Linked DNA regions of Homo sapiens: region 2 is linked to region 1. Evidence: read pairs that join two places in POLR2A ChIA-PET (ENCODE). Cell type or tissue: PC-9. All regions are shown on one strand. Each heading gives the region's core, and the rest is flanking DNA. Links, peaks and the distances in the headings are about the cores only.

Region 1 (15,225 bases), core at 4,494-12,493:
ATGGAAACGTTTTTGAAGAGTCAAAATTATTGACTGGGGACAAAGGAAAAGATTTCCATACAGTGTTCTGTTGGAGTTGGAAAGCATGCTCTATGTGGCATGATCGTCTCAATCTGCACCATACCCCATGAGCAGCGAGTTGGGGTCCTCTTTGGGTAGATGTTTTGGGAAGGCTGGCAGAATCACAAGGCGCTGAGCATGCTGGTGAGACCCAGGGGAGAGTAAAGCTAGAAGGTGCCTGAAACTGGGAGAACGATGAGATAGAAGAAGAGATTTAAGGGAGGAATTGAATGAGAAATGTCAATGGATTGCAGATTGAGATCTTGACAGATCTCAGAGGCACTTTAAGATTCTAGGCTGACACTGGAGAAAACGTGGCTTCAGCAGGATGCATGTCAGTGACCACCTACTTTAAACTGACGCTGGTCTTATTTACATGAACAAAATATGGAGCTGTTGAATTGTTGAGAGGGTGACTGAGAAAGGCTGTAAAAATCCAGGTTGGGTAATCCCCACCATCTTGGATTAGTTAGTGTGGGCCTCTCTGGAATCAGATAGGTCTCACGGCCTGTCTGCCAGGTCTTATGATTATGTACAGGAAAAGAGCCCAGCTAATAGGTGTTTTGAAAAGCTTCTAAAACCTATAATTGTGAGCCTTTTCTACCTTGGACTTTTGAAGGTTTAAACCACAGAATTTTTTTTTAAAGGTTGAGTTATTTTATGTCACAATGCCTTACAATAAATTTGTCTCTTCCAGAGGACAGTTCCTATCTCTCACTTTATGAACTTTTAGGCCCATGAAGTGAATTTTCTAGGCCATTCCCCATACCTCCACTCCAGCCAATTAATATCATGGTTTGCATTTTCATCCAATCATGCATATTCTGTGGGGTTGGTTCACCACACAGACACATGCTTTTTTACAAGTGTTGTCACCAGGTGCCAGGCATAGGATGAACCTGCTGAGGCAGACAAAGGATCTTTCTGTCATGCAGGGAAGAGCACCAGCACGTGAGAGCCCTGCCTCTCTGGCCCTTTCTGGCTTGTCTTGCTAGAGTTCTCCATGATTTGTCTATCCTTACTCTCTGTCCTTACCCCAGGCTCAGCCTCAAGCTCCCCCTGTATCTAGGTGTTGGATCATTTTAACATCTGCAGTTTGGTGGAGCTGCATGTCTCTGTTCTACATACAAATACCAAAAGAACACAGGTCTCTAGGTATCTGTGAACAACTGACATCATCCAAAAAGAGCTTTAAAAATCAGGGGAAAAAAAAAATCTCTGTTGTGTTTTATCTGCCTGTTGCTTTGATTACAGAGCACTGAAGCAAGGTTTTCAAATGTCCTTTCTTTGTCAACCTGTTATCCTGCCTTACAGGTGGTTCTGATTTCTTCCACTGTTATTACAGTAGGAGACTAAATGTAATTACCCAGCACTTCAATTTAGACGTCAAACACGATTATACAGAAAACAATCTGTTAGAGTGTCCCAATGATTCAGTTGTTACTTGGTTTTATGGTGAATTCTAGATAAGAAATACTAATAATTAGGATCTCAGTTGCCCTTTATGGCTTAACCTTTATATGTTCCTGGCCATTTAGGAACCTAGATTCATCTCATTTAAACTTCTACAGATGAAGAAAAAGAGACCAAGAAAATGGAAATCACTCATCCAGGTTCAGAAAACTGTCTGGGAGTAGGTTTGGGACTAGCACCCCCATCTCCTGATACAGAATTTAATGCTCTGCAGCTCTCTGGGGAGGAGCCCCACCCTCTAGTTGCTGGAGAAGGGGACTCAGAGGTGGTGTGGAATGGTGCTCTCATTTAGGGGACAGCTTGTGGGGCAACATGTAAAGTATTCTGGTTCTCCATTGGCCTTACAAGCAGAATATCTTGTAAAGTTTTTCATCAGTACCCACCAAATCTCTCCCCTCCTTCCCTCGTTTTCTGGTGGGTGTGTGTTTAAGGTGAAATAATTCGAGCAGGTAAATTTTGTTTTACCACCACACATTTTAATATCATATGCATATGAATAGCAAATAAAAATTAATCTCCTGATTATTTATAATATGTCACTCTCTGTTAACAGGCAGAGATTTGTGTTAATAATTGAGAGCTCTCTGGCTGGGTGCAGTGGCTCATGCCTGTAATCCCAGCACTTTGGAAGGCTGAGTTGGGTAGATCACTTGACGCCAGGAGATCAAGACCAACCTGGCCAACATGGCGAAAACCATCTCTACCAAAAATACAAAAATTAGCCAGGTGTGGTGGCACATACCTGTAATCCCAGCTCCTCAGGAGGCTGAGGCATGAGAATCGCTTAAGTCCAGGAGGCAGAGGTTGTGGTGAGCCGAGATCGTGCCACTGCAATCCAGCCTGGGCCACAGAGTGAGACTCTGTCTCAAAAAAATATATAAATAAATAAAATAATGATAATAATAATTGAGAGCTTTTTTTACCCTAAAATTTCACTGGTCTGTTATACAACAAAGAGGCTAAAACTGTGTTGAGCAGCAGTAAGGTTTACCTGGTCTTACAGCTGGAGGGTGTGGGGGTGTAGATGAGATTTAGATAGCACGGGCACTGGTTTTTCTGATGGCCAGTCAACTGTTACCTGGCTTCTGATCTACCAAGGTATGGCACAGACTCTCTGTGATCTGCCCAGAAGAGGAGACTGAATCAGTGCTATTAGAACTCTGGCGTTCCCTTTCAGAAAAGGTAGAAGTTCTCCCAAGTCACTGCTCAGGGCCTTGTCAGTCAGTTTGGTAGATTTGATGTTTATTGATGCAGAAACAGGGACCAAGGAAATGTCCCTAACTCTGGGATTTTTGTCACTTTGCAGAAAAGGCATAGTGGAAGAGGATAAAACATTCTTTGAAAGAAGGAAATCTCCAAGGTGTATGTATGTCTTACATACTTAGGTGGGAGAAGGTTATTTGACTATGAACAAGAAATTGAATAGGAACCAGTTAAATTGCTGTAAGAAAATTAAGGGAGTCCTCTAAGAAAGTGTCACCCCTCTGCCTCCCTAGAATAGGAGTTAATGAATTATTCTGTGAAACCCTAAACAAAATCAGATAGGCTTCCTTTGCTAGAGCTTGAGATCCCTTAGTTTAGCTATACAGCATGTGTGGTCATTTTGGAGGATTGTTTTCTATTTGCTAATTATTTGGCTCTCCAATTTTGCTTTCCCCAGGGAGAATCCCATCTGGATAAACTATCAGTTAACAGCCATGTAGTCATCCATGTTAATAGCTTTACTGAGTAGCTAGCTACTCAGACATGCTAGCCGTGTAGAGAAATGTGAGATGCGGTAGGTGTTTCAATATATCAATGGTACCTATGGTTTGATTATTTTCCTGGTCTGTTCAAATGCTATTAACTGCTTCCAAAATGTTATAAATGATGTGTTTGTAGTGTGGATTGTTTCTCTGTTATCTATATTAGTGTTTCTGTCTGTTCTTAAATCACTCATCAAATACTTTTGTGTTGTATCTGTTTCATTCTCCCCTGCCCCAGTCAAACTGAGCCTAGTATTATGAGGTAGGCCATTTTGCTGTTGAGTCTTGAAGACAAAGAATGGTAATGCAAAATAGACATTACTACTTATAGCCCCCTTCCTCTCTCATAATAAACCCTGTCTCTGTTGAACTTTTAACTGCAACCACAGTCCAGAGTTTCAAGGAGCCATCTCTCAAACATGGGTATCATTAAGGTCCAGAGATTTCTAACCACAGACTTACTATCTTTGGAATAAAAGCCTGAGAGCAGCCTAACTCACGTCTAATGCAGGAAGGGCAAGTTAAAAACAGCCTTGGCATCCTTGAGATCACTGACCCTACAGGCATTATAGCCTTCGAGTTTTATTTTGATAACAGCCTCCTAGTGTACTTGTCTGCTATTTGGTTAAATTGTTGCAAAGCAATAGACAGCGACCCTCTGCTTTTATTTCTAGCTCACTTCAGGGTAGGGCTAATGAGCTTTCACTCTGGGCTGAGTGCTTGGGTCATGCGGTGACAGATGTAGGAGAAGCAATCCTAGGAATGAGCTATATTAAAACATAATCTAAGACTCTGGTGCTGCGTTGCCATGAGGCAGGGGCAGTGTGGCGTCTGTCTTCCCCAATGTCACAAAAAGCAAAGTAGTCACAGAGTTTCAACAAAGCATGTTCATTTGACCTTGGCATTGATCCAGGTCTGATCTATTAACATATCGGAAGTAACATGATCTTTACCATCCTTATCATCATCGTCACTAACAATCTTTTACTTATTTTTTTACTAAAAATCTTTTATTGAAACTTTTACTATGTGCCAAACACTTTGCTAAGGATAGTATCTTCATGATCTCACTTAACTTACAACATTAATAAGTGAGTATTATTAATTTCCCAATTTTAGAGAGGAGGAAACTAAGATTAGGGAGACTAAAAGACTTCCTTAAGGTTATTTTTACTGGTTTGCAGATCTGGGGTTCAAATCTAGGTCTGATTTCAGAGCCCGAGCTTTTAACACAACTATGTCATATTAAACAAATAAATCAACCAGCGTGGTGGCTCACACCTGTTAATCCCAGCTACTCAGGAGGCTGAGGCAGAAGGATGCCTTGAGGCCAGGAGTTTGAGACCAGCCTGGGCAACATAGCAACATCTGGTTTCTATTAAATAAAAAAAAAAGAGAGAGAGACAAGCAAGCAAAGAAATCAGAAACTGTTTATCCGGCATCTCCTCTTTGTAAGATGCTATATTAGATTTGTGGGGTTGGGGTACAAAAAAGCATAAGTTACTTTCCATCCCCAAATGGCTTTAAGTGTTATTGGCCAAGAAGTCATTTAAAAGATAACTAGCAATGTACTAGATGCCAAGTATGTGGAGCATAGTAAATATTATATGAATAAAGAGGAAGTTTGGAGAAGGTGAGAGTCACACTGGGCCTTGAACACTGGGCAAGGTTTATATAGATGGAAAATAAATAAGAAACACATTTCACACCAGGGAGGTGATGTGAACAAATCCTAAGGATGAGGAAGTACAAGGCATGTCATGTTGTTGAAGGTTGGAGAATGATGGGAATGGGGTAGATGAAGAGTCAGTTATTCAGGAAAGAAGTTTTCGTGTACTCATCTATTTGGCCCTCAGATATTTACTGAGCGCCTGCTATCTAAAGTTGTTTCTGGGGGAAGAACAAGAGAGAAGGGTGAAAAGGTAGATTTTTTTTTTTCCAGAGTTGTCTGGCTGGCCTGCCTCATGCAAACATGTTGGGCATTGGCATTTGGTCAGCAGCCTCTTCTCTTAACTTCACAGTTACGCACACTTGGCTGGAGTATGTTCTGGCTCTGACCTTTCTTCCCTGGCCAATATGTCAGAAGGAAAGAGACCAGCTTTGGTATATCAATCTTACTGATTTATTTCTAAACTTGAAAAAAAAATCAAAGCAATATAGCAGTGTTAGAAAAATGTTTAAAAGAAATGGGCAATCACCCATAGTACTACCTTCTTAATATAACTAAGGTTTCTAATCTTTTCTAGTTTTTAGCATGGAAATAATGCCTTTTTTACATGCTTCTAATCAGATGGTGTGTACAGTTTTGCATCCTGCTTTATTTACAGTTAGAACTCATGAAAATGTGTTGAGTAAATGAACATTGATGCATAGTGTTTACGGGAACCAGGTGTACTGCCTCTTCTCCGTTGTTAATATAAATTGTTTTGAATGTTCTCTATTTTAATGGAGATGGGGTCAGTGAAGGTTTTCAGGCATCCTACTTTTAAGGTATGGCTTTTGAATTCTGATACAGACAATCGGAACTATCTTAGCATGGATTCAAGAGACTTGAGAATTGAAATCCTGATAGGCAGGAGCAAGATAAATATCACTCTAGTTCCATCTATCCCTAAGGAGAACCAGCTTAAGCGCAAAGACAATCTCTCATTTGCAAATATGGGCATGATTCCTTTTTTTGCTTTTAATTGCCCAAATCTTGCCCCTTTGTCCGGCATCTGGTCAAGGAACAGGGAAGTTCTCAGATAAGGGATGTGGGAGAACTGGGACCAAGTCCTTGGAATTTGAATTTTTCCTCCCACGGTGGTTGTCTGGGTTGCTGTTCTTGCCCACTCTGTGATCCAAGTAGTTGCTGAGTTCAGAATTGCCATGGGCTTTTGGAAACCTCAGTAACTGCTAGTTAACTAAAGTAACAGGTGTGAAATTAGTTCTGTGGTTCAGTTCTGCCAATCTTAAACCCATAAAAAGTACAGAGTTCTACGTGTATTAATCAGCAGTATCCTTCTCTCTCCCATCCATTTTCGCCTGCCTGAATAATCTCCAAGAACTACTCTAAAAGAACACAAGTATTGACTTTGACAAATTACACCTCCCTTTAAACATTCCTCTGCTCAGCTTCTGAATTCTTCTGACAGTCTAAAAAATAGATCCAATAAGACAATATTATTGCATTTCCTTTAGATTGATTTATCTTGGGAGCATCTCCTCTTTCTTGTCTGTACACCTGGCACTGAGATGGTAGCTGGCATAAAAATCCAAAGATAAATGCTTAAAAACATCAGCAACCAAATTAATTCAGGAATTTATCTCACTCATGTGAACTTAATGATCATTCTCATGTTTGATGAGATGTTCTGGGTGGATAAAGCATCAGAGCAAAGAGAGCAAAATGCGTGGTGGGTGCAGGAAAAAGGAAAGTTCCTTAGGAGAAACAGAGTTGAGCAGTCGCCAGAGTATAACTCAGTAGTAACATCACCAAGGAAGAGAAGGGGTCTGTGATGCACAGGAAGCCAGCGCCAGGCCTGGTGAATATCAAAAGCAGCAGATGGGGAGACAAGGAGGCCGGCTGGAAGGGAAAGGGTGGCTATTGTCCTGCTCTGTTTATCTGTTGCTTGCTTTTATTGAGCACCCAAGAGGACAAATCTCTGAACTAGACGTGCTCCCTGACCTCTTCCTGCAAGTAACATTCAGAAGAGCTGGAAGATAATATACACTTAGAAGGTCCAGTGGCTCTCCATTTGTTATTCTTCCAATGGAAGACCCTGAACTAGGAACTTGAGGAGAAAGATTAGCCATCTAAAGAAAAGACTTGCAAAAGATCTCAAACTCAAATGAAATGGATCGCCTTCCACCACCATGCGCTTCCAGCTGAAAAGTGGTCATGTGTGTGTATGGCAGTGGCTCTGCCACCTTCTATGTGGCTCCTTTGTGTTTTAGACTGAGTATGGAAAGGTGCTCAGCACACTCTGTCCTTTTTTCCCTGTTAGCATAGGTATATTTCTGTGTCCACAGGTACAAAGCCAAGGACCTATGTGTTCTAGTGGTCAGAACACTGGACTTGGTAATGGTTATCAAAGCTACTGTTTATTAAGCGTTTTCTCTGCACCAGGGAGGTAGTCGAAGGTGCTATCTTACTTCTGAAGATGCTGAGGCTTGAAGACATTGATTAACTTACCAAGACCGTGGAATTAGTAAGAGGAAGACCTGCATTGGCACCCAGGTTGATCTGACTTCAAAGCCTGCATTTTTTTTACTGCCTATGGCAATCTGTCTCCCAGAAACCAGAACAACTAGTTTAAATTCCCAGCTCTGCTACTCCCTAGCTGAATATTTCATGACTCTGGCCCTCAGTCTGTCAAATGGAAGGGTTGTGCTAGGTGTTTTCTAACATTCCTACTAGTTCTGAAGTCCAGTGCACTGTCTAAGGCTTTTATCAAATATATGATTTGCAAAACTTCTCTCCAATTCATCAGGTTGTCTTTTGCTTAGTTTTAAGCAGGACTTTCATGAGTATAATCTCAAGCAGTCTGGAATGTATGGGGAAATGGTAGGAGAAATTCTTTGATTACTATTTATTGAGTGCCTCCCCAAGGATATAGCAGAGACCAAAACTGTCATGGTTCGGCCTTTGAAAAACCAATGAAGCAGGGAAAACAGCCACTGAATATGTTACAAGGGTTGAGTGTTATGCAGAAAGATTACAGCATATGTAGGCCCTTCTGAGGGTAATTCATGTGAATCTGGTTCAGCCAGTTCAGTGAACATCTGCATGTATCCCAGACCAAGCAAGCAACAGTATTTATTTTATTTTCATTAATTTTTAAATTATTTTTCTGCTTAGAGTCTTCTCATGCACAAGAGCAATAGGATTTAACATCTAAATGTAACAGGTGTGACAGGCCACCTGTGTTCAGTCTTCTCTTGTTATTCTTTTCTTTTTTGAGGCTTCTTACATACCCCAGTTTTGATGGGAGTTGGCAGGGCATGTGGAGTTGTACAGTGTCAGTCTAAAGAGGAACAAGGGAAGATGGAGATAAGGAAGAAGTTAAAGTTAAATCAGGGGTTAAAGTTAGAGGGATGGAATGAGGTAAAAATAATGAGTTATACCTTAGGAATGTCTCCCAAATTCTCGCTTACTGCAGCAGGAAGCATAGGTTAGAAGGGAGAGAAGAAAAGAACCACAGATTCACAGTCTCTCTGATTTGAACGGGACCCAATAAGACATGTGGTCCAACCTCATCTAATTATTCAAATGGCATCTGCAACATCCCAGGAAGACTTTCAGTTTGAATGCTTTCGTTGACGGATGATGCCTACCTGACAAGGCAGGCCATTGGATTGTAGGGCAAGCTCAGGCTGTGAAGAGAGACACTGCTTTTTGTTGAGATATCTTAAAAAAAAAACAAACTTCTATCTTCTAGCTTTAATTCTGGCCTTCTGTGTTCTTTCACTTAATGTTTACAAAGTTCATCCATGTTTTAGCATTTATCATCACTTCATTCCTGTTTATTACCGAATAATATTTCATTGTATGGTTAATATCACATTTTATTTATCCAACCATCGGCTCATAGATATTTGGGTTGTTTTTACTTTTCAGCTATTATGAGTAATGCTCCTGTGAATATTAGTGCACACATTTTTGTGTGGACATGTTTTCATTTCTCTGGGATATACACCTGGAAGTGAAATTACTGGGTCATATAGTAACTGTATGTTAAACACTTTGAGTGACCGCCAGACTATTTTCCAAAGGACTGCACTATTTTACATTCAGTGTAAGTATATTGCATATATATGCGGGTTCTAACTTCTCCATCTCCTCGTCAGCACTTGTTATCATCTGTCTTTTATGTTATAACCATCCTAGTGGCCATGAAGTGCTATCTATTGTGGTTTTGATTTGTATTTCCCTGATGGCTCATGACGTTCAGTATTTTTAAATGTACTTATCGACCATTTGTATCTATTCTTTTGAGAAATGTTTATTTAGGTCCTTTCTCCAGCTTTAAAAAAATTATTTTGTTATTGAGTTATAGTTCTTTATATATTCTAGACACAAGTCTCTTGTCAAATATATGATTTGCAAAACTTTTCTCCAATTCATCAGGTTGTCTTTTCATTTATTGATGGTATCCTTTGAAACACGAAACCTTCTAATTTCGATGACGTCCAGTTCACTCACCCTTTATTGCTTGTCCTTTTGGTGTCATAGCTAAGAAACCACTGCCTAATCCAAGGTTACAAAGATTTATGCCAATGCTTCTGAGAGTTTTATAGTTTTAGCTCTTACATTTAGGTCTTTGATCCTCATGGTCTATTTTTAAAAAGCAAGTTGTATGACATTTAAAACTCAGATACTCAGTCCTCATTAAAACTTCATCTGAAATCAAGATTAGAGGAAAAAGAGTTTAGCAGAGTCCTTCCTTGCAAGTGACCCAAAAGGTTGCAGTTTTATAAGACAAAAATAGACTAGACATCTCCAGAGACTTTATTATGACTTTTATTAGGACTTTATTATGACTTTCATTAAGGCTTGGGTTTCGAGGTGTTCAAACCTGCAAATATGGGTGATAGACGGATGGACCCTTTGTAGTTGGCGTTAGGTGATAAAGAGAATAGGAGGCTGCTGCCCACCGCCGTTTCAACACGGCCAGCAGCTCTGCTCTCTGCCTCCTGTCCTGTGTCCTTCCTCCTTTGGATCTCTTGGCCTGAGATCCTTTCAGATGGTGATTTTTGGTCCCCTTTTGTCCACGTAGTTGCTTACACATGCTAGTGCACCCCCACAGCCTCATGTCTGCCTGTCCACCCCATCTCCCTCCTCATTCTGGGACTGGAGACAGTTTGGTTTTTTTATGTATCAGGATAATGACCACCTCTTTTTCTTCCCATATGAGCTCCCACTCCCTTCTTCTCTACGTACCTTCCTTGGAGCTAATTCACACATACCTCAGGGTGCTTCTTATTTTTCATGTTTTTTTTCTCTTCCTATAGATAGAACTCATAAGGTTTCCATGGAAACCCCTGATCAGAGGTAGGGGATTCTTGAATAGAGGTGAGATACACAAGCTTTGCTCATTTCTGAGGGGCTCTGGGAGTGTCTCCCTCACTCCTCCGCCAACTCCCTCTCCAACTCTTCCTGGGTCAGCTCTTGGGTCTGTCTCTATAAGATGCTTCAGGAGCCCCCAGAACTTTGTCTTAGGATAGAACAGATGGTGGTGACGATGGCCCTGAGAGTCCGGGCTCTAGGAAGAGGCTGCTGCTGGGTGGGTTGTTTGGCATCTGCAGAAAACCTGAAATCTGGTGTGTTTCCCAGGAAAAGGGAAGTGCTTAATGGCAATCCAATTCTCCCTATTGCGTCATGAGACAAGTCCTGGTTAGGAGAGCTGGGTCCCAAATTACCAGCATTGTCTTCCTCTTATTAGACAGAGATGGAAAGGCCTTCTGGAGGTAAAGGCATGGCTGTGATAATCACCGGAAGGCCTTCCCATCTCTGGTTGAGATTCTTGTATGCCCGGTCTTTATATGAATGGCAGGTCTTAGGCATGCATATAAGCAAATTAACATGCTGGAACTGGAAGGGATTCAGAGTCGAGGTTCTAATATATAGGTTGAAGGTTCCTGGAGGACTGCAGAGTTACAGCAAAGGCTCTAAGAGGCCATGTGTGCACTGAATGCTGCCTGGGGAACAAATACATCAACGTGGTCACCATCTCTTGGAACTATGCTATTTTTTTAAATGATAAAAATTAATCCCATACTTGAAAAAATTGCAAACTACTGATTTGTTGTAGACCTATTACCTTGCAAATGAAGTAAACAGGGGCTCAGACAGCAAGAGTGAGGTGGCGACTAGCCTGAAGTCAGCCAGCTAGGACCGGAGGCTTGGGGTGGGGTAAGTGTTAGTGGCAGCACCTACTGCTCTGTTTACCCACACTGTGGAAAGTGCTATACTGGGAAAAGGAGGCCTCCTCTGACCAGCAAGTGCCTACTCCTGCAGCTCAGAGCCTGAGAAAGAAACTACACATTAAAAGTGAAACTGAGGTGGTTTCATCTTCCCAGAATAAATGAATGATATCAGTAGAAAAGCTAGGGGATTTTTCTGGGGATTGGGGGGAAGGGAGTTCAAGGAAGCAGCAGTTCTGAGGATACTGATTTCATTCATTATCTTTTTGAAAAATAAATTAATATTTTAAATTAGGTTCCTAATCACAGAGTGTGAATCATAACAGAAGGATTGGGTGGCCTCCCTTTCAAGACCAGCGCTGGGAAGAGCTTTGAACCTGAGCCTAACTGTGGATTTAGATCTGGTGCACTTCTCCCCACTTCTGTACCTAGGCCAGTCAAATCCAGAACTTGTTTTTTTTAGGGGATTTCAGAGGAGTTGAGAACACGAAGGTCCATAATTAAGCATCATTGATTTTTAAATTATTTTGGCTCTGAGGTTTAAACTGGCATTGAACTCTCAGGTTCAGTTTAGAACTCTCTTATATTGTGAAAACTGCCTCAGTGTTTCCATTCTGAAGACCTTGCAGTTGCTTGATTTGCATATAGGAGTGTGATATTTAAGTGTGTGGGAAAGTGGATGAATGTGGGTGACTATGTTATGCGTTTGTGAAAAAGCATCCAGGAATATAGGTGATCATGTGGCTTGTCAGGACTTGGCAGGATGCAGATGGCACACTCGGATAGGGTAATGGGGGGCGTTTAAGAAAGGGACTCTCTTTAAAGGTGTGGGTAAAGTTAAGGGATATCAGCAAAGGATAAATGGAGCAAAGGATAAATGAGGCAAGAGAGGTCACCTGACCTGAGCTGTGGCCTTGGGTGCAGAGATGCAGTCAATCCACAGGAAAGTAGCAAGGGAGAAGCTGAGGGACAAGCCCCTGTCCCAATTCTCCTCTTGCCCTCCTGTATCCAGCCAGTGCCTCCCTTGGCAGGACCCAACCAGAAGCCAGAAGGCAAGAGAACTGGTTACACTTCTCAGAAGGGCCAGCCTCCTGGGTCACAGAGCAAGATGGGGCTGTGGGGCTGTGTAGCAAGATGGGGGGATCTACTCTACACATGCAGAGTGGATCCAGAGTTGAATGTGTAATGGTAGGTCGGGTAAAATCTTACTGTGAGAACACTCAGGCATTAACTGGGGCTGACCTGGACTTGAATTTAAAGAGTGCTTCCTACTTCAGAGTCTTGCTCTCTCTCTCTCTCTCTCTCTCTCTCTCTCATTTCACCTATTCTGCTTCTTTCTCCCTGTGGTAGGGAAGAACCTAGTTTCCAATGTGTGGCATCTTGATTAAATGGAAAGTACATGGGCTATGGAGCTAAATCATATTAGCTTGAAATTTTAGCTCAGCCACTTACTGAATGTGAGCCTTGGGCTAGTTACTAACCTTGCAAGTTCCAGTTTCCTCATCTGTAAAATGTTGGTAATGTTAAACTCCTTGCAAGGTTGATATAAGAATTAAAGACTATGTATCTTTATCTGTGTCAGTATCTTCATCTCCCAGTATAGTGGTTCATTCATGTTAAGTGTTCAATAAATACTGGCTATTTTTCTCATATCCACCACCTGGGCTGTCGGTCACACCTACTCATTTTCTCTTATACTTTGCTTCACGAATTCCTTCTTCTTTCCTACATCATTAATCTTTTGCTCTCTAGTGGGTCTTTCGTTTTTATTTCTTAAATACACATCTCCCTGATGTTAACAAAGAAACCTCTCTCCCAACCTAAATTCTTCTCTAGCTTCTATATTTTGGCTATTGTTCCCTTCATGAATATATATATATATATATGAATATATATTTCTTTCTATTTGTCCATTAATGCATCTATCCATCCATCTTTATTTTTATTTTTATTTATTCATTTCTTTTGAGATGGAGTCTTGCTCTGTTGCCCAGGCTGGAGTGCAGTGACGCGATCTCAGCTCACTGCAACCTCCACCTCCTGGGTTCAGGTGATTCTCTTGCCTTAGCCTCCTGAATAGTTGGGATTACAGGCATGCACCACCACGCCCAGCTAATTTTTGTGTTTTTAGTAGAGATGGGGTTTACCATGTTGGCCAGGGTGGTCTTGAACTCCTGACCTCAAGTGATCCACCTGCCTTGGCCTCCCAAAGTGCTGAGATTACAGGCATGAGACACTGTGCCTGGCCCATCCATTCATCTTTAAAAATCAGCATACATGTATTGCCCTAAGTGTCTTACCACCTTTTGACTTCTCAACCCCCTGCAGATTTGTTTGTTTTCTACCATTGTGCCAAAAATGATCTCAGCAGTCTCTAATTAATTTCCCAAATGCCAAATCCAGTGGCCTATTTCTAGACCTCATCCTGCTTCACAGCATTTGACATTCCCAATTATGTCTTTCTTCTTGAAATACACTTCCTCCTTGGTCTTTGTGCTGCTGTATTTTCTTGGTTCTCAGTGTTCCTGCCCAGGTAACCCCCTTCCCCTAAACCCTCTAGTCACTTATGTTTTCTTTCTTGCACACAAGTGTAGATGTTGCTAGTAATTGATTATTTATTTGACTGTTTCTTCCTGTTGCTCCTCCTGTAACATTCAGGAGAGCAGGGGTTTTATCTGTTCTGTTTATTGTTTTATTCTCACTACTGAACCCAGTGTCCCAGTGCTTGATATAAAGTGTTAGCAAATACTACTTGAATGAAGAATAGATTTAAAATTTATTCCTCCAAGGTAACTCTCTTAGCCTGCTTCTCAACTATATCCTCCCCACATAGACATCTGTGACCTCTTTCTTTGGACTCTAGATCATGGGTCAGAAAACTTTTTCTTAAAGGACCTGATAGTCCATATATTTAGCTTGCAGGTCATATGGTCTCCATCACAACTACTCAGCTCTGCCACTGTAAAGCAAAAGAAACTATAAATAAAATATCAATTAATAGGTGTGGCTGTGTTTCAATAAAACTTTGTTTACAAAAACACACATCCCACGGGTCATAATTTGCAGAACCCTACTCTAGCTTATGTTTCCAGTAGTTCAGTGAAAACTGTCGCATGATTAACTTAATGATACCTCAAATTCAATTCATCTGACCTGGAATTATCTTCTCTTTCTTCATTCTCCAAAAGCCTCTCCACTTGCTTGTGATACTCAGCTCAGTTTACACTATGCCAATTCTTCTGGTATTGTGGGAGAGAAACCTAAGATAGCTTCATCTTTACATTTTCCTTCCCCCAGTCCAATCAATGACCCCATTCTGACCATTTTGTCTCTGCAGTTTTCCTTACTCAGACCTTGCTGAGCTCAAGCTCTCCTTAACTCTACCTTGATCACTGCCTCCCCTCCTAATCAATCATCCTCATTGTTCTTGAGCAGATATGACCATGCCATTCTCCTCACTCCTCTCAAACCCGTCATTAGTTTCCTGGTGCTTACCGAATACTGTGTAAATTCTTTAACATCGTTTCCAGCCTCCTCACTTCCTTCTTGACTCCCCTTCCTTCATACCTTTGTTCTTTCTTTCCTTTCATCCTGGAATACCTTTCCTGTCCACTGCCCATGAACATATTTATGCTCTAGGTCTCAAGTCAACTGCTACTCACTTGGAGGCCCTTCCCAGCCCCACAAGCCTGGAGAGTCACCTATCCCACTGCACTTCCCTTCTGCCTTGTAGTGTGGGTGAGTTTGGTTCTTTATACCCCTCTTCTCCCCCTTAGTATTGCAAAGCTTCTTGAGGGCAGGGACCATGGCATATCCATCCTCATAGATTGTTGTTTGTGGAACTGAATTACAACTTTAACCCAAGAACCCTTTATTGTGGTCATGGGATGAGTCCCATTGGTTGCTGGAGATCGGAGGTCCTTCCCTGTGCCACTGTGAGTCTGTGTGTGTGTGTAATGATGCTTCTTCCTGCATATGCTTCTATTGTTCCCTTCCCAGGCCTCATAATTATGCTTTGTGAAGTGGCCAAAGGAGGGACGGG
Region 2 (15,225 bases), core at 4,774-12,773, 95 kb before region 1:
ATGAGATCGTTTTGTAAAGAATAGTCCCATAGAAAACACAGGGCACACTGCGCTTCACTGTAGTGTCAGGCAGCAGGGCCCCCGCCTTAGATCCATGGGAGGAGACCTGACTTCCTGCCCTCCTTCTCAAAGGTGGCATCCAGGCTGGCTCAGTTCCTTCTATCAGGGTGGCTTAATAGTTGTCCTGGCTGTTTTCATTTGAGCAGGATAGGAAAATAATGTAGTGGGATTGTCCAAAAATCTAGATATGACTACAATTCTCCTTATTTGGCTTTTTTTTTTTTTTTTTTTTTTTAGATACAGGGTCTCGCTCTGTTGCCCGGGCTGGAGTACAGTGTCACAATCACAACCCACTGCAGCCTTGACCTCTGAGGCTCAAGCGATCCTCCCATCTCAGCCTCCTGAGTAGCTGGGACCACAGGTGTGTGCCACCATGCCGGCCTAATTTTTTAATTTTTTTGTAGAGATGCGGTCTCCCCTATGTTGCCTAGGCTGGTCTCAAACTCTTGGGTTTATTTGGTATTTTTAAAGGATATTTAGAGTCACAAGAGAGAGTTATCTTTTTTTATAGACCAGTCTTCTTGCAGGATAAGGGACACGAGAAAAATCCTACTCTCACACAACTTCTGATCACAACTTTCATGTGGGACCTGGAGATTTCTGTCTTATTGCACTGTTATGAAGACAAGGTCAGAATATATGTAAAGTGCTCATAGCAGGGCTCATAGCAGTGCCTGACCAGGGAGTACTCCATGAGGGTCAGCTCTACGAGAAGCAGATTCACACGGAATAGGCCCACCCCTAACATCGTGGCCTGAGGCAAGACTACATCTGAAAGCCCACTTACCTCTGAATATTTAAAGTTCTGAATTGGAAAACAAATTGCTCATTAAATATGTCCTATTCTACTTTAACACATAGATCTGTATAACGACCTGGAAGGCCCAGTTTAAAATGAGAATTATTGGACCCCTTGGAGTTGTGTGTCAAAACACACACAGCCAGGCGTGGTGGCTCACTCCTTTAATCCCAGCACTTTGGGAGTCTGCGGCAGGTGGATCACTTGAGGCCAGGAGTTCAAGACCAACCTGGCCAACATGGTGAAACCCTGTCTCTACTAGAAATACAAAAATTAGTTGGACATGGTGGTACACACCTGTAATTACAGCTACTTGGGAGGCTGAGGCACGAGAATCACTTGAGCTGGTGAGGCAGAAGTTGCAGAGAGCTGAGACTGCACCACTGCACTCCAGCCTGGGTGACAGCGAGACTCTGTCTCAAAAAAAAACAACAACATGGGTTGTGGGGAGAGCTGGCTTTTGGCTCCTTATGCCCCAGCCTGCAGCCTTCTCCCTTCCCTTTTCACTTCTGGCTCTGACTTGCCTGCGAGGGCAGTGTAGCCACACATTGGAGCTCCCTCCTACTCCCTGCAGTCACCCCTGCACCCCCTCTTGGTTCCAGCAGTGCACAGCTGGGGTGCAGTGCCACTCTCCGGGGATGGGCTTAAGAAAGGAGCCTGTGGAGGCCCTAGAAGCAGGTTTGGGGCTATTTGCATAGAGAATACTGGGAGCAGGGGTACCTGGCATGGGATTCAGCTGGTCATGGCTTCTTGGCCCACAGACTTCTCTCCCCATGGGAGCCAGATGGGAAGCCAGAGTGTGGGATCCCCTGGAGCATGGGGCACAGAATGGGAACCCCTCCTTGACTGGGTCTAAGGGCTGTACTGGCTGGTGTTTTAGAGCATTTCCATTGTAGGAGATAGACTGCCTGGGATTACATCCTGGTTTCTGCACTTTATGGAGTGGTGAAACCAGAATTTAACTGGGTGGTTTACCTAAAACCTCTGTGTCAAAATTTCCTCATCTATAAAACAGGGGTGATGGTAGGAGTACTCACCCCATAGGGTTGTTATGAGGATTAAATGAGTGAATATCTGTAAAAGCACTTTGAAATGTGCTTTGTTTGCATACACAGCGTGCTATAGGTATTCATGTCCACACCTCCTTCTTTTAAAAAAACAATTCTTGACCTAGTCTAAGCATAATAGTCAATGTCTCATTCCTGCTTCTGCTTGCAGAAAGGAAGACAGGAAGGAAACAAACAGTGATTTCACACAATGGTTCTAAAATTGCCTTCTAAGGTGTGAATTTAGTTAGTTAGTTTTTTTTTTTTTTTCTTTTCAATGTTTGGAAAGAGACTACACTGCCCAAAAGGCATTCTGGTGTATCCAAATAGGAAACCCCATAGAGAGGGGTGAGAGCACTTGTATGTACGGTGGCAGGAAGTAGATGGTGCAGTATTTTCTCAAGATCATTAAGCACACAAAAGGGTCCCATCTGTTTGGGACACATCAAACTTTTGTCCAGTTTGAAGGCAGAGGATGAGATGGAACGATTTTTTGTTAAATTATGGTTTTTTAAAAAATTCACATAATGTAAAATTTACCATGTTACCATTTTCAAATGTATAGTTCAGAAGTGTTCAGTGTATTTACATCATTGTACAACCAATCTCCAGGACTTTTTCATCTTGTAAAACTGAAACTGTGTATCTATTAAACTTTACACAACTCCCCTGCCTTAGTCCATTTGTGTTGCTATAAGGGAATACCTGAGACTGGACAATTTATAAAGAAAAGAGCTTTATTTGGCTCGTGGTTCTGTAGGCTGTACAAGAAGTATGACACTGGCATCTGCTCAGCTTCTGGTGAGGGCTTCAGGGAGCTTCCACTCATGGTGGAAGGCGAAGGGGAGCAGGCATCACTTGGCAAGAGAGAAGGAAACAGAGGGGAGAAAGGCGCCAGGCTCATTTCAACATCAGTTCTCAAGAAAACTAATTGAGAGAGAACTCACAGATTATCACAAGGACAGCACCAAGACATTCATGAGGGATCCACTCCCATGACCCAAACACTTCCCACCAGACCCCACCTCTGATATTGGACATCAAATGTCAACATGAGGTTTGGAAGGGACAAACATCCAAACCACATCATCTCCCTTCCCCGTTCTCTCCAGCTACTGGCAACTACCGTTCTACTTTCTGTGTTTGTGAATTGAAGTACTTTAGATACCTCATATAAGTGGAATCATACAGTATTTGTTCTTCCATGACTGGCTTATTTCACTTAGCCTAATGTCTTCAAGGTTTATCCATGTTGCAGCATATGACATGAAATCATTTTCCAAGTGTCTTTCCAGCTTGGAGTTGGTAACTGGAAACCTCTAGATGATGGAGAAGTGAAAGAGATGGAAACAGACAACACAGCATCAGAACCCAGCATCTGAGATGGATCCAAAGAGTTTGCTTTCCTCTTGGGAGCAGAGCCCCTCACCTTAATGACCATGTGCTTGTGATCTGATGACAACTGCATTGTTAGACAATGAATCATTTTTTAATGGTTTCTCAGATTTATCTGGGCAAGTTGGCAAGGAAAATGTAGAACTACAGATATTTTTTAAATTAAAAAATTATTTTTATTTTTATTTTGGTAGGGATAGGGTCTTGTTATATTGTCCAGCCTGGTCTCAAACTCCTAGCCTCCAGTGATCCTCTCACCTCAGCCTCCCAAAGTATTGGGATTATAGGCATCAGCCGCTACACCAAGCCAGAACTATAGGGTATAAATTTGATATAAATATAAAAATAGTTCTACTGACATTTAAATTATTCTCAATCTCCTATTAGGCTAGAGAAGGCTGTTGTCAAATTCAGAAAATTTCAAATGAGCATGGAGTCCCATGGCAGTACTTGAAATAATCATAAACCTTCAAATCATAATTTGCTTGAAATGTTTTGGTCAATCCCTCTTACGTAAAGTTTTCCTTGATCCCTGCCTTCACAGAGATCTGTCCTCAGATGCCTTGTCTTAGTAAACTTTTAATTAGTGTGTCTGTTGTTTTCCTAAATGGATTGAAAGGGCAGGAAGCATATATTATACTTATTTTATCTTTCTCCATGTATTTTGTTGAATGAATGAATGAATAATGAATTCAGATTGTGAAATGCCTTAACATTACAGTTGTATAATACTGCTCTGCTAATAGAATAGAAATGCTCCATTTTGATGATTTGGAATTTTCCTTGAGGTCATTGTTCATAAACTTACTAATAAATGTTAGAATCCCAGAAAGCTTACTTAAGAGGGACCTATTGAAGGTAATGGAAAATGCCATCATTCAAGAAGAAGGAAATAGGAACATAAATCTCATTTATTTATTTATTTTATTTTATTTTTATTTTATTTATTTATTTAATTTATTTATTTATTTATTTATTTATTTATTTATTTATTTATTTATTTATCTGAGACCGAGTCTCGCTCTGTCGCCCAGGCTCGGGTGCAGAGGGGTGATCTTGGCTCACTGCAAGCTCTGCCTCCCGGGTTCACAACATTCTTCTGCCTCAGCCTCCCGAGTAGCTGGGACTATAGGCGCCCGCCACCACACCCGGCTAATTTTTTTTTTTTTTTTTGTATTTTTAGTAAAGACGGGATTTCACCATGTTAGCCAGGATGGTCTCGATCTCCTGACCTCATGATCCATCCGCCTTGGTGTCCCAGTGTAGGGAAAAGAAAGAGAGATCAGACTGTTACTGTGTCTATGTAGAAAGGGAAGACATAAGAGACTCCATTTTGAAAAAGGCCTGTACTTTTAAACAATTGCTTTGCTGAGATGTTGTTAATTCGTAGCTTTGTCCCAGCCACTTTGACCCAACCTGGAGCTCACAAAAACATGTGTTGTATGAAATCAAGGTTTAAGAGATCTAGGGCTGTGCAGGACGTGCCTTGTTAACAAAAGCAGTATACTTGGTAAAAATCTTCGCCATTCTCTAGTCTCAATAAACCAGGGGCACGATGCACCGCGGAAATCCGCAGGGACCTCTGCCCTTGAAAACTGGGTATTGTCCAAGGTTTCTCCCCATATGATAGCCTGAAATATGGCCTCGTGGGATGAGAAAGACCTGACCGTCCCCCGGCCCGACACCCATAAAGGGTCTGTGCTGAGGTGGCTTAGTAAAAGAGGAAAGCCTCTTGCAGTTGAGATAAACACAGGCCACTGTCTCCTGCCTGTCCCTGGGAACTGAATGTCTCGGTTTAAAACCCGATTGTACATTTGTTCAATTCTGAGATGAGAGAAAAACCGCCCTGTGGTGGGAGGCGAGACATGTTTGCAGCAATGCTGCCTTGTTATTCTTTACTCCACTGAGGTGTTTGGGTGGAGAGAAACATAAATCTGGCTTACGTGCACGTCCAGTCGTAGTACCTTCCCTCGAACTTCATTATGACATAGATTCTGTTGCTCACATGTTTGTTGCTGACCTTCTCCTTATTATCACCCTGCTCTCCTACTACATTCCTTTTTGCTGAAATAATGAAGATAATAATCAATAAAAACTGAGAGAACTCAGAGACCGGTGCCAGTGCAGGTCCTTGGTATGCTGAGCGCCGTTCCCCTGGGCCCACTATTGTTTCTCTATACTTTGTCTCTGTGTCTTATTTCTTTTCTCAGTCTCTCGTCCCACCCGACTAGAAATACCCACATGTATGGAGGGGCAGGCCGCCCCTTCACCCAAAGTGCTGGGATTACAGGTATGAGCCACCGCGCCTGGCCAAATCTCATTTATTTTTATAATAATCTGTTCATCCATACGTTTTCTCACAGCATCATTTACTCAACCAATATTTACATAGCACCTATTATTATGCCATTGTGCCCTAGCATATAATAGGGTTGCAGAGATGAATGGGACATTAACTGTTAAAGTCTACAATCTCAGCCTTCTAGGAGATCAGACATGATAACAATTGATATGATACAATGAACATAAAAATACAGGTGGCATAAGAAAGATGTAAATATTTTCTCTAAGTGCAGAGGAAGAAAAGTTGACTCCCAACAGTGGGCATTGTGGTAGGGGGATCAGAAAAGCTTTATGAAAGAGCTGGCGTGAGTTAGAATGGCTATTATTAAAAAGTCAGGAAACAACAGATGCTGGCGAGGCTGTGGAGAAATAGGAACACTTTTACACTGTTGGTGGGAGTGTAAGTTAGTTCAACCATTGTTGAAGACTTCCTCAAGGATCTAGAACCAGAAATACCATTTGACCAGCAATCCCATTACTGGGTATATATCCAAAAGATTATAAATCATTCTACTATACAGACACATGCACATGTATGTTTACTGCAGCACTATTTACAATAGCAAAGACTTGGAACCAACCCAAATGCCCATCAATGATAGACTGGATAAAGAAAATGTGGCACGTATACACAATGGAATACTATACAGCCATAAAAAAGAATGAGTTCATGTCCTTTGCAGGGACATGGATGAAGCTGGAAGGCATCATTCTCAGAAAACTAACACAGGAACAGAAAACCAAACACAGCATCTTCTCACTCATAAGTGGGAGTTGAACCATGAGAACACATGGACACAGGGAGGGGAACATTAAACATCAGGGCCTGTCGGGGGGTAGGGGACAAGGGGAGGGAGAGCATTAGGACAAACACCTGATGCATGCAGGGCTTAAAACCTAGATGACGGGCTGATAGGGGCAGCAAACCACCACGGTACGTGTATACCTATATAACAAACCTGCACATTCTCCACATGTATCCCAAAACTTAAAGTTAAAAAAAGAAAGAAAAAAAAAGAAAGAGCTGGCATGGAAGAGGGCTTCTAGGCTGACACGTGGGTGAGCAGTACGTGGTAAGGGCTCCAGCCAAAGGAACGTTGTTCTCTAACAAAGCTCTAGCCAAAGTCCATGGGCTGAGACTGGAGTACGGTAGGTTTCCTGTTCCCTGAAGAAAACCTGAACATTGTGAAAAGACAAAGGGGCAGTAAATGCCACTGTGTGAGCAAAACTACACATGCCCTCTGCAGTGACATTTGAAAGGTGTCTTAAGAGGTCAGAACTATTGTGAATAACAAGAAGAACAACAACAAAAAAACCCAAACACAAAACAGTAAGAGACCTTTATAAGTCTAGCGCATTTTCCAATCTAAAGAATCTGAATGGCCCCAGGGATAGTCCCTGTGTTTATATCACTCAGCGCATCCTTACCAAGGGCCTCCAGCTGGGCAGGCACCATTGTAGAGGCTGCCCTACCGAGAGCAGGCACAGAGACCACCACAACCACACTGCTACCACCCCAGCAAGGCAAGGACAATCGACTTCATGAAGCTCGCTTTTGGCTTCTAGGATAGAGTTGGGGTCTTGGCAGAGAAGACAGACAGATGGTCAAGACAGAGAAGAATGTAGGGGCATAAAGAAGAGAAATAGAGAAAAGAATAGAGAAGGGAAGGACTTCCAGACATTCATCCATGTCGGACTTACTCCAGTTTGTCGAAAAGTAAACCACCAAGAAAAGGTCAGGAATCTTTAACAGAGGACTCGGGAGGCTACACAGGTTTCTGACTGTCTAATGGCAAGATGGCTTATTTTTTAGAATTGACACCTAAATCCTTTCCCAAATGTTGCAGGTAGACCGAGGAGACTCCACGTGAAAAGCACTAAGAGAGGATTCAGAGGAGTGTGGATGTCTGTGCAGAGTCTTGAAGAATGAGTTGAGGGCACGGGCTCATTCCAGGAAGCAAAGCTTCATAGCATGAGCAGTAATTGTGATTTAGTGATATGGTTCAAAGATTCTCTACAACAAATAACCCCATGCGGGAAAAAGCCTCATCTCCCAGCAACAACCAACCTTTGCAACTTAAGGGCAGTGCAGAGCCAAGCTGTAGCAGCACTATTTCATAATTCTTCCCCTTACTAGTAAGTAACGTTTATTTATCGCTCCCTCTCTCTTCAAACATTGTAGTCTTTCCCTTCCTGCCTGCAAATCTACAACTCCCCCTCCAAGGGAAGAATGGTGCTGTGGGATGGAGGAAAGAACTTCGGTTTTAAAATCAGACCGAAGTGTGTTTGCTGCTGGCCTTGCCTCCTATTCACTTGTAATCTTTCTCCCCAACCCCCCCCCCCCCACAAAAATGGAGTCTTGCTCTGTTGCCCAGGCTGGAGAGCTATGGCGTGATCTCGGCTCACCACAACCTCCAGCTCCTGGGTTCAAGCAATTCTCCTGCCCCAGACTCCCAAGTAGCTGGGATTACAGGCTTGCACCACCACGCCTGGCTAATTTTTGTATTTTTAGTAGAGACAGGGTTTCAGCATGTTGGCCAGGCTGGTCTCAAACTCCTGAACTTGTGATCCGCCCACCTTGGCGTCCCAAAATGCTGGGATTATAGATGTGAACCACCGTGCCTGGCCTTCACTTGTAATCTTAAGCAAGCTATTTCACTTCTGTGGGTCTCCGTTTTCTTACCTGTGAATTGGGACTAATACAACTCCTTGGATTGCTGTAATAATAAAATGAGGTGGCGCATGAAAAAAAACAGCTCTTAAAAAAGGCATGCAATACATGTTAGTTTCTGAAGAGGATCAGGATATGCCACCCCCAAATATGCCACTTTTGGAGGGTTATTTTGAGCCAAAGGCAATTGAGGATCAACAGATGTAGCAAGAGTTTCCTGCCCTTCACTTATCCATCTAAAAGCAGGGCGTAAATTTATCTTTGAGAAGGTGGCATAAATTTCCCTAATGATGGTGTCCCCTTCTCCTGGCACCAGGAAGAGGAGAGTGACTCTTATCAGAGAGATGGAGAGTCGGCACTGAGAGAAGTCTGCATACAAAAACTTTACTAAAATAACTCTAATCTTCCATTAGTTCTCCCACATATTCTTAGTCACTTACTCCTGCTTTCACATCCCTTGAAACTCAAACTTCCTTTTCTTCGTTTAAAATGGTATGTAAGCCCCAGAATCTAACCACTCTTTCCCTCCCTCCCGCTTTCCTTTCTTTCTCTCTCTCCCTCTTTCTTTCCTTCTTTCTTTCTTTCTCTTTCTTTCTTTCTTTCTCTTTCTTTCTTTCCTTCCTTCCTTCCTTCTTACTTACTTTCTTTCTTTATCTTTCTCTCTCTCTTTCTCCTTCCTTCCTTCCTTCCTTCCTTCCTTCCTTCCTTCCTTCCTTCCTTCCTTCCTTCCTTCTCTCTCTCTCTCTTTCCTTTCCTCCTGGACTTGAACTCCTGGATTCAAGAGATCCTTCCACTTCAACCTACAAAGTAGCTGGGACTACAGGCACAAGCCATAGCGCCTGGCTTCTAACTACTTCTTTGAGCTTCATTTCTTTTCTAGTAACTCCCATTCATGTAAATATTAGTAAACATTGCGTGCTTTTTCTCCTGTTAATCTGTTGTTCAATTTGCAGGCCTCTAGTTACTGAACATAAGGGTAGAGGAAAAGTTTTTTCTCCCTGATGTTTCCATCCCTCCCACATTCCTGAAAAGAAATAAAAAGCAACCTGGGGCAAAAGGGAGCTATCTTTTGCAGTCTATCACAGAGAGATGCATCACAGTTACAGTTATTCTCCAGTGTCTTGGGGCTGGGGATGTTTCCTGATTGTGAAGGAAGGTTAAAAAAAAAAAAAAAAAGCCTGGAGCTCATTAGAGTAGGTTATCTTCTACACACACACAGAGGAAATACAGAGGAAATACAGGCATGACCCACTTCGAGCAATCCTACTAATGCAAGACTGAAATTTGCCAGAAACAAATTAACCAGCCATTAGTTTATCTTTTTAGCATTTCCTCACTTTTCTAAAAAGGATTAACAGGAATAGAAAGGCAACTCTTTGTCAGTATTTATACGTAGGTACTGAAGTTGAATGGTGACAGACACTTGGGGCTGAAGTAGAATTAAACTTCAATTAGAAATGAAGATGAGGCCGGGCGCGGTGGCTCACGCCTGTAATCCCAGCACTTTGGGAGGCCGAGGCGGGCGGATCACGAGGTCAGGAGATCGAGACCATCCCGGCTAAAACGGTGAAACCCCGTCTCTACTAAAAATACAAAAAATTAGCCGGGCGTAGTGGCGGGCGCCTGTAGTCCCAGCTACTTGGGAGGCTGAGGCAGGAGAATGGCGTGAACCCGGGAGGCGGAGCTTGCAGTGAGCCGAGATCCCGCCACTGCACTCCAGCCTGGGCGACAGAGCGAGACTCCGTCTCAAAAAAAAAAAAAGAAATGAAGATGAAACTGCTCTGAAATGATCAGTTGTCATTGGACTCCCAATCTGAAGTGTGAAAAATGCCATTCTGTTTACAGACATTGAATCAGCTTGCCTGCCTCCAACCCTACACACTCCTGCCGATCCCTCTTCCTCCCATGCCACCCTCTTCCTCTCCAGCTGAAAAATGCTCTTTTCAGATGGGATGTACTCCCCTCTCTCATCACAGCTAATCTAACAATATGGCAAATTACCAGTTTCCCAATTTAGCTCACACCACTCCTGCCAAAAACCTTCCTTCCTTTTCTCCATTTATCTATCATCAAAACCCTGGGTTCAACTTGCTCTTCCAGCCTCTGAATGGTATTTCCAGCAGGTGGTATCCCAAGTGAACTCCTTACTCAAATCCTTTAGAAGTGATTTCTTTCATGTTTGGGTTTGTACCTGATTTCCCCAACTAAATAATCAATTTCTAAAATTTAGAAATTTTGTCTATTATGGGCATGCACTTGCATCTTCAGTGAATTGCACGTTGTGTGTATAAAAGCATATTGTTGGCCAGGAGCAGAGGCTTATGCCTGTTATTTCAGCACTTTGGGAGGCCAAGGTGGAAGGACTGCTTGAGGCCAGGAGTTTGAGACCAGCCCTTGCAACACAGTGAGACCGCGTCTCTACAAAAACTAGAAAAATTAGCTGGGTGTGGCGGTGCACACCTGTAGTCCAGGTTCTTGGGAGGATCGCTTGAGCCCAGGAAGTTGAGGCTGCAGTGAGCTATGATAACACCACTGCACTCCAGCCTGGGTGACAGAGCGAGACCATGTTTCAGAGAAAAAAAAAAAAACTGTATCATTGATAATAAAAAGTAGATTTATGTGCAACTTTATAAGGATTTCATCTATTGTAAAAATAAAGGCTCATATGCACTGACATTTAATTCACCTGAAAACAGAAGAGAAAGGCCAGGATAAGAATATAATTGTGATGAAAATTTGAAGCTAAGAATCTGATCAGTGAGCAGGGGTTTTTTGAGGATCTATTACTACCATGTGCTTGTCAGTATTCTTTACCAGTAGCATAATATGTAGCGACCTCATAGCAACACTGCTTTAAATATAATCTTTTTCTGCAAAGGCTATACTTCCAGCCAGGGTGCTTGGCAAGATGTTTGCTGCCTGCTTTGCTGGCTAACCTAGGAACGAATTCTCTCTCTAACCTGAGTACCCTTCATTCCGTATCTTAGATTTTGGCTGACATCAGCATTATCTTTCTTGTCATCCTGATAGGGATGGGGAGAATTACATTTTTCTCTCTTTTGCAAGAAGAGTTGTTTCGTGTTTGGCATACCTGCTGAAAAATTTTGGCTTATTATTATCCCCTCTGCTTGCCACCCCCTCCTTTTCTAGTTTAGATATTTTTTAATCCCCGCAAGCTCAGCATTAAATCCAATATCCTGACAGCAGTAGGTCAGAGCTATAGCTGCTTTAAATGGGCTACCACGGCACAACCTCATAAGTACAGAACTAAGGTACACATGGGAAACTCAGAATAATACAAAATAAAGGCAAATAAGTGCTAAATTCTATGAAATAGACTCTGAAGTAAGAAAGGGGAAATGAGATTCATGACAGCCTCGGCAATAGGAAAAAATTCAAAAAGGAGTGTACGTAAGAACCTATTCTGAAGATAGACTGGGAAAACCATGAAAAGACAAATGCATTGCAGCACTATTTGCAATGCTAAAGCCTAGGATTGCACAACACCAATAGGGGATTGGTTGGATAATCTGTGGCTCATCCACAGAATGGAATACTAAGCAGCTGTTGAAAGGAATGCAGACCATCTCTATATTTTGCTTGGAAATGATTTCCAGTAAATATTATTAATTGAAAACTGCAAGTCTCAGAAGAGCGAACATAAGATACTCTTTTCTCTAAGAAAGGGTGGATAATAGAAATATTTACATATTTGTTTATATTTAAAGTAAAAATCAGGGGAAGGACAAACTTGCAAGTAAAAAATTGGTTACCTTTGGGGGGATGGAGGAGGCAGGAACATAGGCTAGACTTGTCTGAATGTACTTGTATTTGTTAACTATTGCCACAAAATAGATTAGTCAAAAAATTTAGTGGCTTAGAATAACAATAGTAGCATCTCACACAAATTTTGAGGGTCAGGACTCCAGGAGCTGCTTAGCTGGGTGGTTTTGTCTCAGGGCATTTCATGAGATTGTGGTCAGGACATTGGTCTGAGTCTCAGTCATCTAAAGGTTTGACTGGGGCTAAAGAACCCACTTGCATAGTGGGTCACTCAACTGAGTTGCTTCCTTGTTGGCAGGAGGCCTCAGTTCCTCACCACATGGACCTCTCAGACCCCATAGAGCTGCTTGAGCATCCTCATGACATGGCAGATGGCTGCTTCTATAACAAGTTATCCAAAAAAAGCAGGGAAAGCTGAAACGCCTTTTATGACCTAGTCTTGGAAGTCACATACTGTCACTTGCATCTTATTTGTTAGAAGCAAGATACTGAACATGGGGTGGTTGTAATTCCGGCACTGTGGGAGGCTGAGGCAGGAGGATTGCGTGAGCCCAGGAGTTCAAGACCAGCTTGGGCAACATGGCAAGACCTTGCCTCTATTTAAAAAAGAAAACAAAACCAAAAAGATACTGAGTCCAGCCCACACTCAAAGGGAGGGGAATCAGGCTTTGCCTTTTTAAGGGTGTATTAAATAATTTGTGGACATATTTTACACCCCTATAAAACCTACTTTTATATATTGAGTTTGGAACCATACTAATGATTTATATAATTATAAAAGCAAGTTAAATAAAATTGAACAAGAAACTGCAGTCCCTAAACAGTGAAAACAAAACGAAAGCAATAAACCTAAGCATATATCAGGTTGATTGTTTAAATATAGAGAAATAAATACTTTCAATGACTTTATTTTCATTTATTTTATTATGGTAAGAATTCTTAACATGAGATCTGCATGCTGAACAAATTTTTAATGTGTAACACATCATTGCTGGTTGTATGTACAATGCTGTACACAGCAGCTCTCTGGAGTTTATTCATTTTGCTTGACTGAAACTTCATGCCAGTTGATTAGTTAACCCCCATTTTCCCCTTTCCTCAGCCTCTAGTGGCCACAATTCCATTCTTGGATTCTATGAATTTCACTGTTTTAGATATCTTATGTAAGTGGAATCATGCAGTATGTGTCCTTCTGTGACCGGCTTACTTCATTCAGCATAGTGTTCTCAAGGATCATTAGTGTTGTCACCCATTGCAGGATTTCCTTCCGTTGTTTTTTGTTTTTTGCTTTGGTTTTGTTTTTTTGAGATGGAGTCTCCCTCTGTTGTCCAGGCTGGAGTGCAGTGGGGTGATCTCTGCTCACTGCATCCTCCGCCTCCCAGGTTCAAACGATCCTTGTGCCTCAGCCTCCCGAGTAGTTGAGACTACAGGCGTGCACCACCACACCCAGCTAATTTTTGTATTTTTAGTAGATGCGTGGTTTCACCATGTTGCCCAGGCCTCCCAAAGTGCTGGGATTACAGGCGTGAGCCACCGCACCCGGCCCTGGGTTTCCTTCTTTCTTAAGGCTGAATATTATTTCATTGCATGTATAGACCACATTTTGGCTTCCCATTCATCTGTCAATGGATATTTAGGTTGTTTCCACATCTTGGCTATTGTGAATAGTGTTGCAATGAACATGGAAGTGCTGATATCTCTTCGAGATCCTGATTTCATTTTTTTTGAGAAATATCCAGAAGTGAGATTGCTGAATGATAAGGTAGTTCTATTTTTAATTGTTTGAGAAACCTCCACACTGTTTTCCATAGAGACTGCACCACTTTGCACTCCCTAAATTCCCACAAGCACTATGCAAGGATCCTGATTTCTACGTATCCTGCCAACACTTGCGTTTGTTTTTTTTTTAATGGTAGCCATCTTGACAGGAATGAGGTGAACTTTAATTGCTTTAAAACAGAGGAATTGGACTGTACAATCTTAGAGGAATTTATCCAAAGGATAAATAGGATTGTAAATAAATCTTAAACTGTTTTCAGTAGTTATAATATTACTAATAATATTAGTATTATTATTCTGAAACTATTAAGTATATTTCTCTTAGCCCATTTTGAGTTGCTGTAAAGGAATACCTGAGGCTGGATAATTTATGAAGAAAAAAAGTTTTATTTGGCTGACAATTCTTATGGTTGAAAATCTCATGACTTGGCAGCTGCATGAGGTGAGGGCCTCAGGCTGCTTCCAGTCATGGCGGAAGGTGAAGGGGAGTTGGCGTGGCCTCAGGCTGCTGCCAGTCATGGCAGAAGGTGAAGGGGAGTTGGCCTGGCTTCAAGCTGCTTCCAGTCATGGCGGAAGGTGAAGGGGAGTTGGCGTGTGCAGAGTTCACATGCAAGGCAGGAGGAAGCAAGGGGTGGGGGAGGTACCAGGCTCTTTTTATTTATTTTTATTTTTTAATTTTTTTGAGACAGAATCTCATTCTGTCTCCCCAGCTGGAGTGCAGTGGCACAATCTCAGCTCACTGCAACCTCCATCTCCTGGGTTCAAGCCATTCTCCTGCCTCAGCCTCCCGAGTAGCTGGGATTACAGGTGCATGCCACCACGCCCTGCTAATTTTTGTGTTTTTAGTGGAGGTGAGGTTTCACCATGTTGGCCAGGCTGGTCTCGAACTCCCGACCTCAGGTGATCTGCCTGCCTCAGCCTCCCAAAGTCCTGGTATTACAGGTGTGAGCCCTGGCACCCAGCAAGGCTCTTTTTAACAATCAGCTCTTAGTAGAACTAATAGAGAGAGAACTCACTCATCCCTGAGGGAAGGCATTAATCTATTCATGAGGGGCCCACCTCCATGACCCACACACCTCCCACCAGGCCCCACCTCCAACATTCCCACATTGGAATCAAATTTCAGCATGAGATTTGGTGGGGACAAACAAACTATATCGAAACCATAGCATGTATATATGTTTCAGAATATATATATATTGTGTTCTATACAGTAATACTATATTAGTACTACAGTACACATATTACATATGTGTATTAATATATATTACTATATTGGTATTATTCTGAAACTAAGTACATATATACATATGTATATATACATACACACATATACATGTGTATATGTA

What was found. ChIA-PET counts read pairs that join two places held together with the same protein. Peaks named below come from ENCODE experiments on the same cell type or tissue, not always from the same donor. Only the 100,000 strongest peaks of a DNase experiment are listed, where the experiment ranks them.
Region 2: POLR2A ChIA-PET joins it to region 1 with 5 read pairs; 2 of 35 experiments call an interaction of 5 or more read pairs at or near these places.

What each region holds. Positions count from the first base shown.
Region 1 is chr11:123,370,739-123,385,963 of GRCh38, forward strand. It overlaps MIR4493 (microRNA 4493), which reads right to left and starts at 10,774; the gene lies at 10,702-10,774. It also overlaps a transcript of GRAMD1B not described here. RefSeq lists enhancers at 839-898, 11,360-11,439, 11,600-11,679 and a silencer at 6,603-6,897. In PC-9, for the core only: no CTCF peak of the experiment used is centred there; a DNase peak (open chromatin) is centred at 7,543; H3K27me3 peaks cover 131 bases.
Region 2 is chr11:123,275,142-123,290,366 of GRCh38, forward strand. No RefSeq gene overlaps it. Among named protein-coding and RNA genes, the nearest start is that of LINC02727, 32 kb to the right of the region's middle. RefSeq lists an enhancer at 13,986-14,487. In PC-9, for the core only: no CTCF peak of the experiment used is centred there; no DNase peak of the experiment used is centred there; H3K27me3 peaks cover 2,357 bases.